Linked DNA regions of Mus musculus: region 2 is linked to region 1. Evidence: chromatin loops called from intact Hi-C (ENCODE). Cell type or tissue: left cerebral cortex. All regions are shown on one strand.

Region 1 (8,000 bases):
TCTGAGCTATTCTAACCCTCTAAGGCTGCTAATACCCAGACGAATGTTCCGTGATATGCCAGTCTAGTCTTGCCCTGGCTTGTTCTGGGCCCTCGTATCTGCTCTCTCACCTTGACCTCTTGTCAAGTCATCCTGGTCTCTCCACGTGGTCTGCCCACCTTCTTTCCTCCTAGTCCTTCTCTTACTTCTCTCTCCCTGGGACCCCTGGCTGGGATCTGAGTTCAGCCTTCTCTGCGCAGCCACAGGCTGATCAGCTCCTTATTAACCAATCAGAGACAGTCGGGGAGCACTCCTTACACAACATTGATACAGGAGATGTTTAATAGTCATAACAGTGCTAGCATCTGGACTGTAAACAGATCTCTGGGCACAGACATCAGCAGCTAAAAGTAGGGTGCACAAGACAAACCCCCAACCTCTGCTGTTTTATCCAGTGAGAGCTTTTACCACGAAGCAGCAAACTTTGTCTTCTTGTGACCTCAAAGAGGACTGGGCTGCCACCCTGTCAACTACAAATGGATGTGTGTATAGGGAGCGTGATTTACTTTGAAAACCCTTGAAAGCGTATCCTGCCAGTCTAAGATCCTGTTCACCTGTGACACAGATAATAAGAAACTAACGTTATCCCCAGCAAATAATAATTTTTGTGAAATCATAAGAGTTTTCTCTCTTTTCTGCACACATTGAGAGCTTTTGTTTTAATTTTGAACCTACAGGTCAAAGAGCAAGAAAAGTGAGGTTTGGGACTAGGGCTTGTCTTGTGTATTATCCTGACAGTGAGACAGGAAAAGAATAAATCTCCACGGAGAGAGTTTACAACATTGCAAGTATCCTTGTGGCTGGACATAGTGTTCCCTGATCCCAGAAAAATACACACACACACACACACACACACACACACACACACACACACACATACACACACACATACACACACACACACACACACATACACACTCACACACACACACACACACACACATACACACTCACACACACACACACACACATACACACACACACACACACACACACACACACACACACATAGACATATACAAACACATGCACATGTACACACGTGTTCCCAGCCACCACCACGCCCTAACCAAGAGACGGAGCCTGAGCTCCCTCCTGTTGCAGCTGGAGACTGAGGCCACGTTACAGTTGCCCCAGTTAGTAGAATGTTGTAGACAGACTAAGGAACTTTCAAGGCTAATGAGTTTCTCACTCATCTCTATCTTGTTATTGACAGGTGGAAAGTGTGTGATGCTGGACTGAAACAGGCAGGAGACATCACAGCAGGAGTGGTCTCCAGAGCCTCTGGGGAGGGGCTCAGGTTGAATTGTCTCCTGAGAGATGGCAGCATATGCTAAGAGCACATGAGAGAAAGGGGGAGAAACAGAAACAGAGACACAGAGTCAGACAGAGACAGAGAGAGGGAGAGAGACGGAGAAAGAGAGATGGAAGGAGAGATACAGAGAGACAGAGAGGAAGAGAGACAGGGAGAGAGAGAGAGAGGGAGAGAGAGAGAGAGAGAGAGAGATCACGAGGTGAGAAAGAAAGCCAGAGAGTATGAGGCAAAGCAGCCAGACTTACCTTGTGACAACCATCACAAGTCGCCAATTCAGCCTTAGAGAACTAACCTACCCCTTCAGGACTCACATTAGTTTCTTCCAAGGGTGACACCCCTAATAACCTAATTTCTTCTCACTAGGACCCACTTCTTTAAAGATTCCATCACCTCTTAATACCAATAAACAGGGGGCCAAGCTTCTAGGACATAAACCATATCCAAGCTGTAACTGGATTCAAAGCAGAACACCCACTTAGATTCAAAGCACAGACACACAAGCTACTGTAGTAGTAGCAGCCCATCTGGGAGAGAAAGCTTGGCAAGGGGTTGATGCAAAAAGAAACCAAGTCTGAGGTGGGGGCCTGATAACCTCAGTCAAGCCATTTCTCCTCTCTCTGGACCCCAGCTTCCTCATGTGTGGTGGAGAATATTAGGCTTACACTTCACATTTTGTGCGTTCCACCCTCATTACCATTACTTGGGTTATCACTAGGCTGATTCCCCTGAGGACAGACTCTGTATCTTTTATCCCTAGCGCTGAGTGCTGGGTTGGCTTGCTGCAAAGGGCGTGCTTTCCCCCTTCTTTCTGCGTGCACACCCATCCCATGGCCCTAAGGACCACTGTGCCATCCAAGGTCAGCCACGGCACTGGAAACGGACTTGATGTTTGTCTGCTCATCATGTTAACCTCATCGCAACAGGATCCCAGTTGACTAAAAAGCTATGAAGCTAGAACTGCTGGTACTTGGTAGCCACTGGATCTTTTACAGCTAAAAGGCTTTCTGGGCTCTCCAAAGACCCTCGGAAGAGGCCTCCCCTCGGTGTGGATATGCATGGTGTGCCCCAGAGGGTCAACGGTCTGCTTCTAGAAAAGAGATGAACATTGTTTTCTACTTTATATCTTAATTTTAAAACACTGATCATGGATCCTGAAGCCCAGGCCACCTCACGTCTGCTTGCCAACAACCCCACCTACACGCCCAAGGGTCGAAGTAATAAATCCAAGGCCATCATGGGGCTGGACCAAAGATCATTTATAGTGTCTAGGCGGTTCACCTGTTCATATGTGTGGCCCTTCCTCGCAGAAGCAGAAGCCACAGACAGAATAGGAAAGAACAGAAGAGTAAAAGACACATTTGTGTATTGTGAACGGCCGTGATTTCAGTGAGGCTGGTTACCTAGAGAGAACTTGTGCTGCCCTTTGGCAGGGATCAGGGCCCGACATCCAGGTCCGTGGGCTCTTGATGTTCTTCTAGTCTTTCCTGGGTCAAAACTCAGTACTATTTCAAACTCAAAGCTGTTGAAGCGAACATTTATCTTCCATATGGAGAACTGACCAATGATGTAGAAGAACTCCTCAGGACTACAGACAGCTTTTCTCCCCCATCCTTATCCAAAACAGTATTTATGCACACGGAGTCAACTGACAGGGTTACCAGTGTTCCCTGCAAATTATAAATGTGCCCACATGCTTCTCACCCATGACTGCTCCAGGACGCCATCGCGTGGATCCAGTTACTAACCATGGTAATGTCCCCTCTGGTGGGTCCCCTCTCCCTGCTTCCCCACCCACCCTCCTTTTTTATTTCACATAGGAAACAGGAAGTCTCATCATCAGGCAAAGCCTCGAAGTGGGACCTTAACATTTGCTACTACATAATTCATGCAGATGGCAAGGTCAACAGGGCTTTGAGAGTTTATTTTGGGAGGGTGGTTTTCTGCAATTCAAATGCAGGAGTAAATGTCAACGCTAATAAAATAAAAATTCTTACAGTAGAGACTGTGTTACTAACTACAAACCAGGTGGAGGGGTGGGCTGGCTTCTCCGAGCTCACGGAGTCTTACTTCCTGCCTAATGAACGGCTCAATTCCTTCTGAAAGGCAAACACACACTGAGATAAGAAGAGCAAACTGGTAAGCCAGCAGGAGAAGTAATTTAAACCAGATTGGTGTCTCTCTCCATAAAAGGAGTAGGTTTCAGGTGTGTCTTGTAACAAAATCTAGCAATGCCGAGAGGGTCACATCACCGCAGCATGTTGGTCAGGGATTACACAAAGCATCCCATTGTTCTGATGTCACTGTGAGGCTCGTACAGAGAACTAGTGTATGGAAGGAGTCCTTGGAACGTTACTGTGTTCTATAGTTTTGTGATGATGTCTTGAGTTCTATCCAGTACAGGACAATTTTTATTTTTTATCAGTCTTCCTCTGTCTTTCTTGCCATATGGCTCTGAAATACTTTGTTCTATGACTGGGCTGGCTAAACTCGGGCCTGCTAAGTTTGCTATGTGGCCTGATGCCAGGCAACTGGATGGTTCAGGGAATAAAGATCATTAACTGTCAGCCGAGTATGTCAAGTCCCTGCTGGAAACAGCACGATGCACACGGACAGAGATCAGTTGCAGTAGGCTCGCTCATCCAGGAGACTTCTCTGCACTAGTGAGAATGAGTCATAGCTTCCATAGTCAGTCAGTGTGATGAATATTCCATGCAGGCTGCTGAGCCCAAGCAGCTGGACCTAAAGAGAATATACCACACTGTTCTATTTATACATGCAGAATAGGAAGCCATACAACCGTGTCTTAGTTAGCGTTCTACTGCTGAGAACAGACACCAGAACCTAGGACAACGTTTAACTGGGTCTGGCTTACAGGTTCAGAGCTTCAGTTCATTATCATCAAGGCAGGAGCATGGCAGCATCCAGGCAGACATGGTGTAGGAGGAGCTGAGAGTTCTACATCTTATTCTGAAGACAAACAGAAGACTGGCTCCCATGTGGTTAGGAGGAGGGTCTTAAAGCCCACACCTACAGTGGCACACCTCCTCCAACAAGGCCACACCCACAAATAGTGCCATTTCCTGAGCCACTCCCTGGGCCAAGCATATTTGAACTACCACAAGTTGATTCCCCTTGTTAGAAATGATGCCTTGTGACAGAAGCATCCTGAATGCTATGAACATCTCATTCCTGGATTTGGGGGATTGGCGCCCAGCTTATAAGAGTCCTCTGAGCTGTCTACTGTGGTGTGTGCTTATGCATACATGTATGTTTGCATGTTCGTGTATGCGTGAGTGTGTGCATGTGTCTATGTAAACAGACACACATTTGACAAAGTTGACATTGGGTGTCTTCCTTGATTGCGTTCCACTTAATCTATTGAGGCAGGATCTCTCAACTGAACGGAACTTGCCAATTCTGGCTAGTGTAACTGGCCAGCTTGTCCAAGGGATCCGCAGTCTGTTTCTCCAGTGTTGGGATTAAGGTGACCAGCGCATCTGCCAACCTTTTACATAGTTTCTGGGGATCTCAGGCTCAGTCTTCATGACTCTGTTACAAGTGCTTTAGCCACCGAGCCATCTCTCTAGCCTATGATATTAATTCTGCTATCGATGGTACTATATCTCCTGTAGCACAGACTGGCCTCAAACTCAGTGTGTAGCTGAAGCTGGCCTTCAGCTCTGATCTTCCTGCCTCCACTCGCAAACACTAGGATTACAAGCATGGGATATGAATGGAATCTGGCTCGTAAATTATTTAGTATTCTTTTGCAGTGTGTGTGTTGTGTATATGTATGTATGTATGTATGTATGTATGTATGCATATATGGAGTGTATGTCTGTGTATGTGTATATGTGTGTGTTATATGTATATATGTGTATGTGTGTTTATGTTGTGTGTGTATGTGTGTCTGTGTATATGTGTGTGTCATGTGTGTATATGATGTGTGTGTATATGCGTGCATGTTCCACCTCAGTCACTTTGATATTCATTTCTTTATATTATAAGCAAAACTCTAAAGCTCCCCTGAGTGCCACCATAGACCCAGCTCCCCTCCCCTCAGCCCCCACCTCTAACTCTTCTTCAGAGTCTCCACCTTGTTCTGACTTGGCCACCTCTCCCTCCACTTCTCAGTACTAGTTAAGCCCTGGCCCTGGAGCTGCCCCTGCCTCTCTCCAGTCCTATTTCAACTCTTTCTGCCTCTTGTAGTCTGACATTCCCGCCACTGTGAAAGACTGCTTTCTTATCAAAGCAGAGTAAGATTCACTAACGTCAGTGCACCCAGCTGTAAGAAGGAAGCATCCAGAAGGTTGGAGTCGGGGAAACAAAGGCAGCAGTGAGATCCCACATGGCTAAGGGAGGCACCACCAAGGGTTTAAAGGCCCCTTGTGTGTGTGTGTGTGAACATGGAGTGTGTCCTGTGGCCTTGGTGGGGGACACTGAGCATTTGCAAAGTACCAGGAAGGAAAGGGATTAAAGGGACAGGATGGAGTCTGTCACTAGAAAGGGAGGGAACCTAGTTCAGCACTCTGAGAATGAGGCTAAGGTGAGATGAATACCCTTGTTTCTGGATGGGAGCAGATGACCTGCTAGTCATGGCCACTGAACCAAGGCTGGCTTGTTATGTCTGTACTTGTCCCAGTAACAGAGCCACAGCGATCCACAACAGGAATCAACCTGGACGCTCCTCCCCGGTGAGCCCTGGGCTGAGCTATCACTGGGCACGGCTCACACCACCCACCTGTGGTCTGGGCCCTCTGCAGTCTCATCCAGGTTGGCACCAATTGCCCTTCTGCCTGGGACTTTGTTCCCCTCTGGGAAGGCCACCCTTTCCCCCGACATACCCAGTGTTAACTATGAACTTTAGCATTCACGTAACTACCTCTGGCCACGGCTGACATGTCCAGGATGGGTCCTTGAGCAATGAAGGATGAGAAGTCCATTTCCTGAATCCCATCTTCCACTGCAGGGAAGGCCCATCCAAAAAGGATGGATCCGGGCCAAAGGGAGAGGATGGCAGTCCTCTAGGGCAAGAACTAGAAAAGGGAAGTGAGTTATCAGGGGCTGCCATAGTTAAAATGGGAGGCTCTTGGCAGCCATGTTTCCAGATAACAGTCACAGAAACACTATTGAGAGAGAAAAAGGAGATGGGGGAAGAGGACAAAACAAATTAAAACACAAACAAAAATTAATGTAGAGCCAGAGACTGGGGTCTGAAGAAAGCAGAACTGGAAGCTAGCCTTCTGGACAGTGTCCAAGGTCCTTGGCTGTGTCCCTTCCTGAAGGCCTGATCCATTTGTGGCGTCACCAGGAGAATCCAACAACCTCAGCACAAGGTCCTGGTACTTGCAATCAAGAGAGCATTTCCTCTGAAGTCAACAAGCTGATTTTGGTTCTTCACATACAGGGTCCAGCATTATGCAAGGTCAACTTGGTCCTCCATTAAGTTCAAAACCCCAGTGGGTAACATTGGCTACTTCCTGTGGCACAAATCCTCCTAAAGTAACTCAATCTCAAGTTATCAGAGATTTAAGAACTCAAAATTCCCAAGAGCATGGCAATCACCATAGCAAAGAGCCAGCAGGGGGCATAGGAGCCAGTGGAGGTCATATCAGTGCCCTGCTGTGCCCCCTGAACCCACCCCCACCCCAGCTTCTCAGACCCTGGCCCTGTCTTTGCTCATTCAACCCTCTCTTCTCCTAGTACCTGGTGCAATTTACATTCACGTGCCCCCCAAAGGCCCATGTCCAGAAGTTTGGTCCCTAGCTGTGTCAGGATTACATCTTAGGCATATCACGGTGATGAAACAGCAGATGAAAAGAAACCTGGGGTGGAAAGGGTCTCTTTGACTTACACATCCTGGAACACAGTCCACTGAAGGAAACCAAGGCAAGAACTCAAACTGGGCAGGAACCTGGAGGCAGAAGCTGATGCAGAGGCGAGAGAGGGGGCTCTTTATTGGTTTGGTCACCATGGCTTGAACATTCAAGCTGCTTTCCTATTGAACCCAGGACCACCAGCCCGGGGGTGGCCCCACCCTCTCACATCAAACATTACTGAAGAAAATGCCCAACAGGCGTGTCTACAGCCAGATCTTATAGAAGCCTATTCTCAATTAAGGGTCCCTCCTCTCCGATGACTCCAGCTCATATAGAAAAAAAACAGTCATCACAGTAACTCGAGGAACCTCTGGGAGAGGGACACTAATCGGAAGACTTAAGGTCTCTGGAGATGAGTCCCTGAAGTGATTGGGACACCAGCCCCTTCCTACCTTCTTTTGCTTCTGACCATGAGATGATCAGTTCTGTGCCACATGTCCCCGCCACATGTGCTGTGCCACCATAGACCCAGAGACACAGGACCAAGGTCCGTGGTCTGAATCTTCTGAGACTGAGCCAGAGAGAAACTCTTCTTCCTTCCGTTTCAGTGGAAGATCCCAGCTATCAGTCGCAGTGATGGGAAACTGCGTAGGTAGGATTTCCGTTGCTTTCTCCCTTCCTCTGCTTCTCAGGGCTCGCTTACATCACTACCTCATGCTAGAAGCCGTCTCCAGCCTTCCTCATCCCCCTCGCCCCCCCCCCCCCCCCCGTCCTTCTGTCTGCTCCCAGTCTCACACTCACCACACTAAGCTGGACTTAGTGAAGGC
Region 2 (8,000 bases), 160 kb before region 1:
AGCAGCCTTTTGGGGCTCTTAGCCATCTGTCTAGGTGATTGATACACGGCCCCTGAGACACTTTGGAGTGTGGGCACAGGATTCTGGTGGAGAGTTAAGAGTGGTCAGAGATTCTCAGGCCTGGAGGACAGGCAGGCTTAGGCTCAGGCTGTGGCCCCTGGTTTATCTTTTTTGTCTCTTCCTGTCTTCGGCATCTTCCTGGGTCTCATTTTCCTGCCCTGTAAGGAAGAGGTTGCAGGGGTAGCGGCTTGCTGTCCCTCCTTTCCCACCCCTGGCCTTGTCTTCCAGAGGCTTCCGTGGGTTCAGGGCTCCACTGGACAGGTGCCACCTAGGAAGCCTCTGGAAGCAGTGGTGCTGCCCATCAATCTGGTATCATGTCTCAATGAGGGGTGTTCTGTCATTCACCTTCTAAGACCCCACATCATGTCACTCCTCTTCCTCTCAGCCGGCTCTCACACCTAGCCCTCCCAAAGAGTCCCCGCTTCCACTTTCCCTCTTCTGGGAAGTTCCAGATGATTCTGCCACATACACCCAGGATTTCTGTTTGACTTGGGGTTTACCTAAGGTGCTGTGTACCTCCCTCCATAGGCAGGGAACCCTCCTGTGTTGCCTGGGAAATGGACTCCCTGGCTGACAGTGAATGGTGAATGGTGAATGGAGACTCCTGTGTAGCTCCTCCTATCCCTTCCCCAGCAGGAAGGCAGGGACCCAAGGGCTCCAGGAAGGCTGCTAGCTTTCAATGCTGTTTCTTGGGAACTTAGGAGCTGCTACCCCATTGGCTACACTCAAGCCTTCTTCATGATGATGATGGGATGCAGGCCTGTGTGGGATCCCCTATCTTCCATCCACAGCAACATCCGGTAGCTGTCTTGGGACCTTCCCTTCTCTCTTGCTGCACTTCAGTGTGTAAGTGTGTAAGGGCGCCCTAGGCTTGTTGTGTGCTCCCTGCCCGGCTTCCTGCACTTGCCTAGACCTTGCTTTCCTCTTCTAGAAGACAGCGCTTCAGCGCTCTGGCTTAAGGAGGGCTGCTTAGAAAAGCCCCTTCTTTGCAAAGGATGTTGGTGTCAGGAGAAGCCACATGCTTTCCAGGGTGACTCAGAGCTTCCTAGACTCTTTGTGTCTCTCCGGATCCCGTGATCACTGAATAATTTATTTACCCCTCAGCACCCCCACTTGCTTCTCTAGCTATTCTCTGCTCATTAGTGCTGTGCCCAGAGTGGGCAGGGAGGAAGAACCATGGAAGTGAACACCCCTTCGCTGGCTCTCGGGCACCCCACTATCTTGAGACCCGGTGGCAGGAATCAGGGCTGGACTCAGGCACAAGATGCTGGGTGGTGCAGGGGGAACTTCGCCACCATCTGCCAAGACTGCACTGTGTGTATCTCTGCCGCTGAGTGGTTGGATGATATGGATCAGGAGCTGTCCCCACTGGCTGGATGCAGCTAGTAATTCTTTCCTAAGCATTAGTTCTGAAGGTGAGGGGGAAGGAGCACTTGATCAGGAGCAAGGATGACGGCGCTTACACTTCATCAGGGGAAGAACTGACATTCAGCAAAGATGAGGTTCTTTTCTTTTCTTTTCTTTTCTTTTCTTTTCTTTTCTTTTCTTTTCTTTTCTTTTCTTTCCTTTCCTTTCCTTTCCTTTCCTTTCCTTTCCCTTTCTTTCTTTCTTTCTTTCTTTCTTTCTTTCTTTCTTTCTTTCTTTCTTTCTTTCTTTCTTTCTTTTAAACATTATATATACTCTATTTGCTTCACAAACACTGAAGCTTTAGGACGCCAAGGCTTGCTTCTGTGTAACTGGCATGTGAAGATGCTGTGGGTGGTCTTCCAGGCAGTGTGTGGAGGAGAGGTAGGGGTTGTTACAGAGAAGAAAGGGGAAGGTGCCTGGGTTGAGCCTCCCAGACACTGCACCTGTTAGATGGCAATAGGTCTGGTCCCACTGCAGGAGCCCAGCATAGGAGTCTGGTGAAATGTACACCTCTGGGCTCACTCGTTATTTCCCTGCAGTAGCAACTAGACCTGCCTGTGCCTGACAGAGCGGGGAGCCCTTCACCATCCTCCTGACTGGGCCCTCTGGACTTTCTGCTGGCCCAGAAATCTCTGCTCCCCTGTCCTCTGCACTGTAGTACAAGGTTCTGGGAATGTTCATAGAGCACTTCTGGTGGAGAATCAGGTCTTCCTGCACCTTCCTTCCTACCTGGTCCTGCCCAGGCTCTGAAGGAAGCTAGGACCAACCATCGCTGTCATTACCAGTGTCGTGATACTGCTGAGCACACGAATCCCACAGGCAGGGACTCTGTTCACACAGCTCGGGCACAGCCCAGGAACCATGTTGAGTAGCCTTTCTCCAGAGAGACACAGCTCACTCTTCCTCCTCCCTCTCTGCCCTTCCCCAACACACATCCTTTCTTCACGCTCTCCATCCTTAGCATCTCTTGTCACTGGACAGGTATGAAAGCCGCAATCCTGAATCCTCTCAACTGCCCAGACACCCACTCTCCCACTGGCAGCTGATAGCAGAAGAAACTGGTTGTCCATTAGAAGATTGGCTTCTCAGGGGAAGGGAGGATGGGATGGGCGTTTCTGGGACAGAGGGAGGGGCGGGGGAACCGGGAAAGGGGCTAACATATGAAATGTAAGTAAAGAAAAGATCCAATTAAAAGAAAAGAAAAAATTAAAATTATTAAGTTAGATCTATATTATAATCACCCAGAATAAATATTTTTATAAAAGAAGAAGAAGAAGAAGAAGGAGGGGGAAGGGGAAGGGGAGGGGGAGGGGAGAGAGGGAGAGGGAGAGGGAGAGGGAGAGGGAGAGGGAGAAGGAGAAGGAGAAGGAGAAGGAGAAGAAGAAGAAGAAGAAGAAGAAGAAGAAGAAGAAGAAGAAGAGGGGGAGGGGGGAGGGGGAGGACTGGCTCTGGCTTCTGGGTGTGCTCCTTGACTTGTCAAAGATGAAGATGTGACATCTGCGTCCCTGTGTATCACATAGAACAAGAATGAGACTTCCACTCCTCCTTCCATCTTCTCTGTCCTCTCATCCTGGATGATGATGGATAAGCGACAGACACTTGGGTTATTTTTGTGAACCTGGCAAGAGCTGAAGTTTCCTTCTTCTGTATCTTAAGGCTCCATGCATTTGCTCACTTCAGTGCCTACGGCAATGACCAAGAAATAATTGCAACGATGGGATTATCGGTCCAGCCTTGGATCTCTGGTTTAGAAGGGCTGGGTAGGCACAGCCTTGTTGTAGAGAGAGTTGCTAGCTAATATTGTCCCACTCACACTGGTGCTCCTTTTGGAGGTATGAAGGACCGACACCCCCCACAGTGACGGCTCATATCAATGGATCGCTGACTCTAGCAAGCCCTGTTCTAGCGGGGGGGGGGGGCACAATTCACTGAATCTTACCCTGTTCTATCAATGCCAATCCCAGCATTATGCCCACCTTCCAGATGAGAAAAGGGAAGCACAGACAGGGAGTGGCAGAACCAGGCCCTAGGCCTGGCAATGAACCAGAGCACAGCCCCAACCACGGTCCTGCCTTACTCTGCTAGGCTTCCTGCCTTCTGTGGGGATAGAATCCACAGGATGTTTTCCAGGATCTATTAGGTTGAACTCCAGATATCAGAGTCGCTTGTATGGCAGGAGGAATAAAAACAAACAAACAAACAAACAAACAAACAAACCAACCAACGTTGGTTGTGATAACTGGTCTGCCATTTTGGAGCAGAAAGCCCCACCATCTGATGGGAGAGACAGAAGGAAGAGGTGGACCACTGTGAACCGATGACATCAGAGTTGGGAGCTCCCCAAGTCCTCAGTGAAGTGTAGTACTGTGGAAGATGCTTATACTTAAGAGAACTGAACTAGAACAACACTGGTCCTGTGTGGACCCGGAAGGCCAGCTAGCTCGGCTGGCGTGACCTGGTGGGTAGGGTAGATAGGGTGGTTCAGTGGGTGAGAGCTTGCTGTGGTGAAGACCAGCCTCTCTTTACTGCTGCTCTGGTGAAGTTACTGGGGTGTCTGAATCGTGGTCCAGGCTAAGTGAGGCTGAAAGGTCCACGAAGCAGGTTCATTTAATGCATGTTTAGCTTCTCAGGGTTGAAGGAGACGTTAAGTGTCTCTGGTGGGTGATTTAGCACTTACGGCGGTCGCTATGGAGATGGACTATAGAGTGCCAGAGAGTGGGGTAAGTGCTAGATGGTGTGTGAGGGGCCTTTCTGTTCAGGAAAAGCACATGCCAGGACGCCCACCCAGCTTTACCCTCGTTCATCTGAGTTTTTCAAGGCTGCTGTAAGTGATGGGCCCTTTATCTGGCCGGTTCTCCGCTACCACACTGTAATGCCCATCCCTTGCCACTAGAGGGCTGAGGTTTTGCACAATGACAGGGACACCTTCGAGTTCATGGGTCTCCAGAGGAGCTGAGGAGGCCAAGCAAGGTAGAGTCTGAAAACTGACTTAAAGAGTAGATGAGGTAGCACCGTATCTGAGCGGGGTGGGGGTGGGTGGGTGGCTTCTGTGCTTCCACCGCACCCTGTGTGAACAGTGGCTGTGGTCTGTGTGGCTGATGGAGGCCATACATGTGTGATCTTGGCAGGTAGCTGTGAGGTTGGGGAGCGAATGTATGCAGTATAAACTTGCATCCATTTTCTTTCCCCCTCCATCTTTCCCCTGCCCCCCACCCCCTGCTTCCTCTTGGGCTGTTTCTTTGAGTTTTACTTGGCATCTGGTCATTTCTCAGTGTTGTAAGGGGTTCTCAGGCTCCCAAGGTGGGTAGCCCCGTTCTAGAAGGCCAATCGAAAAAGAGGTGACAGAGAGGTGGCTCTTTTGTCCAGTACTGTGCTGGATTGTGTCCTGCTACAGAGTCTGCTGTGACACATGTCACTGCTGTGACAGATGCAGAGCCCAAACTGCCAAACATTTCCGAACATTTCCTGCTGCTCCGTCCAGGGCCATGTTGTTCCCATAGTATGGATGGTGTGTTCTCGGTGTTCCTCAGTGTGCGGATGCTGATGAGACTTAGGTCCTGTTCCAGCTTAAGGGTAGGCAATAGCTGGCTCTCCTTCACGGTGACAGAGTATCCAGGACATTCGGCTCAATGGTGGGGGGGGGGGGAGCATTTGTTTCAGGTTATGGTTTCAGAGCTTTGAGTCTGATGTCACTTGGTCTTCATGCCTTTTGGCATGAGGCAGCAGAGAACATTACGGTGGGAGCTTGTGGTGGAGGAGGCCTGTGTGCCTCCTGGAACCGGAAGCAAAGGAGGACACAGGAAGTGACTGGGGCCTCAATATCCCTACGTCTCCAAAGACCTAACTTCCTTCCACTAAGCCCACAGTTGTGAGTGAGCTGTGAAGAGGAGGGGGGAAGTAGGGGAGGATGGGGGGTAGGGGGGATGCCTTATGGAATAAAAATGAACTCACAAGCCATACTAGTTTCTTTTTTAACTCACAAAGTACTACCACTACCACTTAGTAGCCATGACTAGTGGTGGTCACATGTTCTCTTACTCCAATAGTAAGTATTCTCAGGCCATTTATTACCCTGCCCATGATGATATTTAAGTATGGGTTGCAGAATGGCCAGGTCTGCTGACAGATTGGCCACTGCTGCCCTAGTGTGAGGTGTTCCTTCTTATACCTTGTTCAAGCAAGGGCATTGCATCTTTCCTTGGTCTGGTGTGTTTGATAAGTTCATGAGTCAAACTCTCCTAATATAGCTTAAATATGCTCACATTATCCTGATTTACTGTTAAGACTCCTACTATGTAAATAATTTGTGTCTGTGTCTCACGGCTTATCTTATGGACAGAGGATGGCTGTCTCCTCCCGTAAACAAAATGTAGAGAGGATCAACTTCAGCATCTGCATAGAGTGGGCCAGAGTCGGTCCAGCCAGGCTTGTCCCCTAAGCTGCTGTTCTATGTAATTTGCAGTCAGTTAGAATAGGCTGCAACCTGGCCTCTAGACCCTTCCTAAAGGTTCTAGCACCTTCCAACACACCATCGACTAGGGCCTAGTATCTAACAGATGGGCCTTGAAACTCACCCGGATCCTAGCTCAAATGGAGTACAATGTGTGAAGCAGGCACAGGCTGGAAGGCGTGCGTGGTGGCAGGCACGGCTCTCACTGTGGCTAGAGCATACTTCCATCTGTCGTAGCCTAGAAATCTAAAGACAAGCATGTCCCAAATCCAGGCGCTCTCCCCACTCCCACACCATGTTTCCCTGCCCCAGTGGAGGAGTCTATGCTGTAGACAGTTCTTTCTATAGCCTTCTCTCCCTGAAGGAGTGAATCAGGACTAGAATGGCCAAAGGGCAGGAAGCAACAGGGAGAAAGAGAACGGAAGCGTGGATCATGTTTAATTCATAAACCAAATAATCTCTCGCCCTTGGCAATGTGCAGGATACTTCTCACCCTGCAGTAGGTGGCTCTTTCAGGAAAACAAGTCGTGTTTAATTGCATTTATATTTACTGGGCACCCATTAGTTAGCCACTGTATTGGAGACCGCAGGCATATCAAAAAGATAAAAGTCAAATCTTCAGGAATCCTATGGTATAAGATGCTACTTGAACATAAGATAGCAGGGGCCAGCAGTGCAGATTCACTTTTGTTATTGATGAGGAGACAGGCACTCTACTACCGAGCTGCATCTCCAGTCCCAAGGACATGTTTGATTGGGGACATTACAAATGTCACATTCATGTGTGCATTTTAACACACTAAAGTGAGGAGAAACATGGCTAGCCCAGCCCATCAGGACCTTTAGGCTTGTCTGTGGAGTATGAGCTTTGGGAAGTGTGAAGATGTGCTGAGTACCTGACTAGCCTCCTGCTTGGATCTGGGTGGGGACTTAGGAGCAGGTGAACACTGAGAAAGCAGTTGCTGGTAGGGACCAGGGTTTTTGTGTCCCAGACCGTGGCAGGAAATTCTTGCCCAAGACCAGAGATTGCAACAAGTTGAGCCTTAGCTTACCTGAGTGAACCACACGGAGCTGGGAATTGATGCAAAAAGCAAGATGAATGTATTGTCCCAATGTATTGGGGCCACCTGAAGGAGAGATGGGGACCCCTACCCCCACCCCAGTCCATTTGGTCAGTCTTTATACAGTTTTTTTCAGAGCAGCAGCCATTAGGCACAATGCGATTGGCAGAACAGTGTGACTTTTAAATTGATTGGTCTTTGGGGAATGAGGTGGCAGGGTCTGTTGTGCGGAATGTGTTTACCTGGTCTAGACCTCCCCCACCTGCAGGTCTGGTCCTCCCGCGGAATGTTAATTAGCTTTCCCCTTCCAGAGGAGAAGGGTCTGGTGGGATTTTTCAGAAAGGTCCTGCACTGACCTTTTCAAACGGAAACTATGAACTGGGCCTGAGCCCTGAGGAGAGAGCGAGTGCACAGACTTGCATAGCTGTGCTTAACCTTACTCACAGGGCCAGAGAGGAGTGGGGCAGAGGAGAGGGAGATTAGCATCTGGGTGGCACAGAGATAAAAGGAGGAACAGATTGGGAGCAAATGAGGTGCTAGGGAGAGGAGGACACATCCCAGGTATGCCAGAATGTCTGCTGGCGGCCCATGCTTGTGTAATAAATTGCAAACTCAGGGCTGGGTGGACCGTGTGGCTTCACAGGTCAGCAGCATGGAGGTGAGACACAGGTTACAGCTAATGGGGCTTTGGGTACTGGCAGGCGGGGCCATGGTCTTAGAGGTCTGTTGATGTGTGTGTTCTACTCTGGATGTTTGAGTTTGAGCCTCCGCTGGGATGGGGGAGGAGGCCATGAATCGGCATTGAGTTAGAAGAGAGCTAGTGGGGCTTACTGAGAACTCATCCGCTAGAGGTAGCCGTGAGCCCATGGGAAGGGATGAGTTCACCAAAGGGAGGAGCAGGGGGCCAAGGGAGCACCGCTCGTGAATCCTTCTTATCACAGGGCTGCTTGGTGCCAGGGTCTCCGACACACAGATACCAGTTAGGCATCCAGAGCACCAGCAGGGCTCAGAGAGAAGCTTGC

The links. A loop is a pair of places that touch in the nucleus more often than their neighbours do. Peaks named below come from ENCODE experiments on the same cell type or tissue, not always from the same donor. Only the 100,000 strongest peaks of a DNase experiment are listed, where the experiment ranks them.
Region 2: it touches region 1 in a loop (3.0-fold over the local background); 19 of 42 quality-filtered maps call a loop at or near these places.

Annotation. Positions count from the first base shown.
Region 1 is chr1:181,531,709-181,539,708 of GRCm38, forward strand. It overlaps Gm32767 (a long non-coding RNA gene), which reads right to left. Exons shown (of 3, transcript XR_373754.2): 1 at 7,975-8,000; 2 at 6,237-6,390; 3 at 3,288-4,093. Among named protein-coding and RNA genes, the nearest start is that of Gm32767, 4.3 kb to the right of the region's middle. In left cerebral cortex, no CTCF peak of the experiment used is centred here; DNase peaks (open chromatin) are centred at 1,915 and 4,069; H3K27ac peaks cover 1,241 bases.
Region 2 is chr1:181,375,487-181,383,486 of GRCm38, forward strand. All of the region lies in intron 1 of Cnih3 (cornichon family AMPA receptor auxiliary protein 3), which reads left to right. Among named protein-coding and RNA genes, the nearest start is that of Cnih3, 27 kb to the left of the region's middle. In left cerebral cortex, a CTCF peak has its summit at 4,354 (motif pointing right); DNase peaks (open chromatin) are centred at 1,114, 4,321 and 6,133.